2 separate regions of the Mus musculus genome follow, and region 1 is linked to region 2. A link is a contact called in ENCODE Hi-C data. All regions are on one chromosome and are shown on one strand. Each heading gives the region's core, a stretch centred on a gene start or an enhancer-like site at or near the end of the contact. The rest is flanking DNA. Distances are from core to core; before and after follow the strand shown.

The links. Hi-C counts contacts between places; a loop is a spot of excess contacts on that map.
Region 1: a map of heart shows a loop between it and region 2 (2.6-fold over the local background). The contact joins the enhancer-like site here to the promoter of Arhgap15os in region 2. A Hi-C loop is called at or near these places in 2 of 37 maps with a recorded cell type or tissue (gastrocnemius and heart).

Annotation. Positions count from the first base shown.
Region 1 is chr2:44,103,502-44,106,212 of GRCm38, reverse strand. All of the region lies in intron 8 of Arhgap15 (Rho GTPase activating protein 15), which reads right to left. Among named protein-coding and RNA genes, the nearest start is that of Arhgap15os, 40 kb to the right of the region's middle. Within about 2 kb of position 1,427, at least 2 of the 3 ENCODE cell types and tissues checked have a DNase peak (open chromatin) inside an H3K27ac peak, as active enhancers do; they include gastrocnemius and heart, where a contact is called at or near this core.
Region 2 is chr2:44,063,944-44,066,643 of GRCm38, reverse strand. Arhgap15os (Rho GTPase activating protein 15, opposite strand) reads left to right here and starts at 1,320. Exons shown (of 3, transcript NR_040622.1): 1 at 1,320-1,410. It overlaps Arhgap15 (Rho GTPase activating protein 15), which reads right to left. Exons shown (of 14, transcript NM_153820.3): 8 at 1,537-1,660.

The DNA of each region.
Region 1 (2,711 bases), core at 178-2,677, 39 kb before region 2:
TGCGCACATGGGCATACACACACACACACACACACATACACGGGGAGGGGGGAGAGGGAGAGGGAGAGGGAGAGGGAGAGGGGGAGGGGAAGGGGGAGGGGGGAGAGGGAGGGGAAGGGGGAGGGGGGAGAGGGAGGGGAAGGGGGAGGGGGGAGAGGGAGGGGGAGGGGGAGAGGGAGAGGGAGAGGGAGAGGGAGAGGGAGAGGGAGAGGGAGAGGGAGAGGGAGAGGGAGAGGGAGAGGGAGAGGGAGAGGGAGAGGGAGAGGGAGAGGGAGAGGGAGAGGGAGAGGGAGAGGGAGAGGGAGAGGGAGAGGGAGAGGGAGAGGGAGAGGGAGAGCGAGAGGTGTCTATCTTTCCAAACTTTAGGATATTTTCTTCTTCGCTGAGTGAATTAGGCCAACTTTGGGCATGTGCTACATATTGTACAGTTTTGCTGTGAACTTGAATTTGCATTGTGCCTCTTCTCTCAGGAAAGAACATTCCTTGTGGAAACAATACTGTTCTGTAGCAAAACGCAGTTCTCATAATACCCCTGTGAACGGGAACAATTCCACCTTTTTTTTTTTTTTCTTTACTAGAAAATAGAATCATTAAAATATCCCCAAATGACCTATCCTCAACCAGGCTCTGATGGCAGCGAGTATAAAAGGAGTGACTCTAACCCAAAGACCTTTCAGTATTAGGTTTACCAGGTAAGCAATGACTGGGGAAAGCCAAGCTGGCCGTTCCTAAGTTTCTAGGATAATTCTCGGAGTGTTCTCCAAATTGCTGTCCCCGTATGACTTAACTCTGATGATGAAAACACCGTAGACTTTCACTAACCCTGCAAACACTTTAATTAATCTGGTCGGCTGCCGCCAGCTTCCCCCTAGCCAAATGTGCCTAGAGATTACAGAAAACACACACACCCCTAGAAGGCCGACAAATTCTAGTCTAAAATCATCTTTCAAAGCCCCTTCTTGGAAAGCCACAGAGTTTTCGGTCCAGTTTGCACATTCTGGATGGGATTTGGGCTGAGATAAGAATTCTTTATGTCTTGCCTGCAGCTCCAGACCATGTTGCAGGGCAATGGCCACTCTGCCCTGCCTCCTTCACCCTTCCAGGTGGCCTTCTCACCCCCACATTCCCGAGCGCTGAGACCGGCGCCTGGCCTGGGCTTGCACTCTTGGCTGGCTCGGCAGGCCTGTGCAGTGAGTGTAAGCGTGGCAACCTCCCTTGTCTGCTTGGTGATATCAGGGATGGGAAAATGTCACGCCAGACACAGCCTCTCAGAAAGAAGTGTTTGGGGGGACAAAACCCTCTATTATTTGAAGAATTATTTTGACATAAGCGTCAAGCTATTTGCTCCAAAATGTGCGTGCAAAGCACTGTTGCCTACCCCCACAGGAAGTGTATTGAAAACGCATGCGAAGGGTGCGCCGAGCGTATCTGAGGACACAGTGTGTAGTCTACAGCTAAGTGATCAGGGATAGCAGCGTAGTTTGTCCTTACAAATGCTGACAGACAGCTGCAGTTTGCAGCTGGCAGGGAGCTTATGCTCGCTAAACAAAGATCTAGCTGGAGCCCGGTGAATACTTGGCTGTAGCGCAGTAATCATAATTCATAACATACATTTCTAAAGGAGAATTCAAACCCTAAGAAAAAGCTCAGAAAGACTCCTGTCATTTTGTCGCTTGCTGTGGTCCGGATATGTGTTGCTTTCGGGCTATTTTGAAACCCCTCGGGGTCCTATAGAGACCTGGGTCAGCAGGCCTGTCATAAGCTAAACTGCTTTCTGCTTTCCTATCACTCTTTCAGACCTCCTAAGCAAAGTGTTACACCAAATACTCTATTCCTTTCCCCCAAAAGATTCAAATGTAGTAAATTTTCCAATCTCTCTCTCTCTCTCTCTCTCTCTCTCTCCCCTCTCTCTCCAACTTCTCCTCTCTCCCTCTCTCCCACTCTTTTTCTTTCTTTGATTTTTGAAAACATCAGAAAACCTTATTCTTTTGGGCACGTTTCAGATTGCTGTCTCAGAAACATGAAATATTAAATCTGAAAAAAGAAAAAAACCCCGGAAAGAACAAAGTGTAACTGTCCCCAGTTTGGGGGACGAGAAAGACTCAGTTGTGAAGTCACTTGCCCGAGGCAACAAAGGAAGACTTGGAGCAAAGCTGGAATCCAAACTTCTTAACCATCATTTCTGGTTTCTTTGTCAGCACCTCCTTTTGCCTCTTTAATCCCAGATTGACTTTATTAGAAAAATTGTTCTTAAATCCAGAAGAATGTTCAAGGGAGCCTTTTCGGCTGCTTGAGGCGCCCACTGCTGGCCCAGTGCTTCCAGTGACTAGGACTTAACTCCAAATGCAATAATTGCCATCAATTGTTTTATTCTACGTATTCACAATTGGAGAGTTTTGAATATAATATGGAAATATATTGAAATTTATATGCATAATTATGCATAATAATATGAAAAATACATGCCCAAGGGGGGAAATTACAGTAGCCTTCCTTTGACATGCAACAATGCTAAGTGTTTGGCTGTGATTCTTTTCTCTAAGTTTTTGGTAACCTGAAATCTGCAATAGATTATTCTTATTATTTGGGGTTTTCAGCCTTCCCTTTCCCTGGGGGACAGAGAGCTGTGTTGCCGAATGCCAGGACACCCCTCCAGATGCAGATGTCACCGAGAAGGGCTCTGCTGGATATCCTTTCCATGTGTTTCTGCC
Region 2 (2,700 bases), core at 71-2,570:
TTTCATGTAATTACTGTTCAGTGCTGCATCTGTCAGCCTCAGTTTCTCAAACATGCTTTTGCGAATCCTCCCCCCCACCCCCCACACACACACACTGCTTCAGGGTTTAAAAGCATGTTAAGTTTTCTTCCACAACGGCAATTAAATATCAGATTTCAGATCTGATAATCACTGCATCACAAACTCTTGTGCATTTACAACAAAATATTTACATAATTAACATTAAGTATTGACTCATAACTGAATCCTAACTCTGTAAGGCTGTGTTAGATATGTTACCTTATACCTCATCCCAGGTGCAACAAAAGACAGAAACTCAAGAAGTAAAGGAAACTACTATTGAATTTAAATTAACTCCAAATAATAGCCCTTAAAAAGGCACAGATGAGTCTTCACCAACACCCCATGGACTTTGTGGCCATAGGCAGTTACAACCTTCTTAAACAGCAGCATTAAGCAGATGATTTGCTGAATCAGTCTCTGGTAGCTGGAGAAAACTATGGCAGAGGCCCCTTAACAGTTAGTTCCCTCTTTTCAAAAGGATCTCAATTCAACATCTCCTGTAGCCTCTAGAACGGTGGGTCTTAATCATTCATCTTTGAAAGAGATGTTGCCACGCATACACTACCACATCTTTTCTAATGACGCATATGTGTTATAAACAAATATATTCATTTACCGTACATTTTTATTTACACCTCATGTACTGGTGTTTCTGTAACTTACTGACTTGTCCTTAAGTTTCAAAAACTAGGATATAAATATATTTCCATGTAGAAAAAATGGTTAAAAATAGCTGGGTGGGAGGTTTAAGGAAGTTGCTATAATTTTAAAGACAGAATTAGCTGATATGAAATATATCTACATGTCCTTTCAGAAGTCTAGTGCTTAGTTTTCCTGTGTGGATTACATGTGGCATGTTGTAATCATCCCCTTTTGTTGAGGAAGAAGCAGGCTGGCTAAAGAAATAAGTTTCGAAGAGCATAATGTAAGTGATATAAGTTATTGTTATTCCTAATCAATTGCGTTGGAAGCAGAACTCACCGTAACTTCGATAACCACTTCATTCAGGTCTCAGGTTTCCTGTCCACTCTGGAATGTATATTTCTAAATTTCCCTGGTTTTCTGGAAGTGTGGACTGGTGCAAAAGCTGTTGGTTTAGTTGGGCCAACTCTGATGGTCACTCTTGTCTTTTAATGTATGAAAATCAAATGGTCAGCATGCCAGATGCTTGACATTTCCCACTCTCAAAATCAATCACCAATCTGAACTCTGTGGCGATTACTCAGAGATTCAGAGGTTTGCTGTAAGCAGAGACCATGACCTTGGAACAATTATTTTCTCAAAAGATATTACCAACAATGATGTGAGCCGAATGCCCAGACTGCCCTCCAGCGCATGAATCCCTAGGTAAGAAATGGCTACGAATCTTCCAAAGTAGCCTGGCTTTGGCTTAAATCTCATTTTAATACATTTATATTTCATAAGCTCTGCATTTAGACAGAGGTAAAAGGAGCAGTCAAAGAAAACACTTACTGAAGGACTTCCTGTGTTCTGGTTTCTGTTCTTTTCTATCGATGTGGCAGTGACTCGGCAGTTCAGAACTTGAGGATCTCTGCAAATTGAACAACTCCAGGGACCCACAACTTGGATTCTTTGGCTAGAAATAATAGAGAGTACCTTTTACTAGGAAGAAAGAATACGCGAGTTTTGTGTCTTATCTTGATGCTAAATTTAACCGGTCTTTTGAGTAAGTTAATTTTTGTGTGTGTGTGTGGCTGGGTAACGGCCTGTATTCTAAGCACAGTGTTTATACTGATTCATGCATCCAAATAGTGCTTACTAAATGCTATGAATTATTCAAAGAACTGTACATATATCAACTCAGTTAATCCTCTCAGGAATTCAGCAGGGCCCACACATAGACAACATTACTAGTTCTGAGAAAACAGACAAGGAAAAGATATAGAAGAAGAAAAAACATCTTTCCCAAACTATGCATCGAGTAAATACGAACAGTGTTTAAAGTTTTTCTGGCCTTATATTGTATACTTAAAGATAATAATCCATGTTTTGTTGTCTATATATTGGGGATTCTGTTGATAGTATGGAAAGACAATTTTAATTTGTACAGTTTGATCTTTTAAGAGATATAATGAAAGGTTTTAAATACATTATCCTGTTTTAGAGCATACTAAGAGTTCTCAAGAATATTTTTCCATTATATATTTACATAAGTGAAATAAAATTAAGTCAATAAAAAAGTTTTAAATAATTTAAGCCTTAAAAAACATGTAATCTGAATGCATACTTTGAGCTATTTTTCTAACGTTCTAGGTATTTAATTTTTTTTTTGAGAAGATCATTCTAGCTTAGTTGGAAAATAATAACATTACATGTGAATGATTTTTCCTTGTGGTATTATAACAGTAACTATGGTCATAGATACAAAGATACTTAATTTCCAGAATAACATATGTCAGATACTACAACAAGCAGAAAATATAGTTTTCAAGCACCTGAGTGCTTTTTACAACCTCCAGAAAAAGGAGACCATGCTCTATTCCAGAATAAGAACAGTGCTCGTTTGAAAGATGAAATGATGTCTACCTCACAAATCTTGACGGAAGGAACATTCCTTATGCTTTCTATTAAGCTTAAAATAGCTAGTATCTCTCAGACATAGGATCCATTTACATG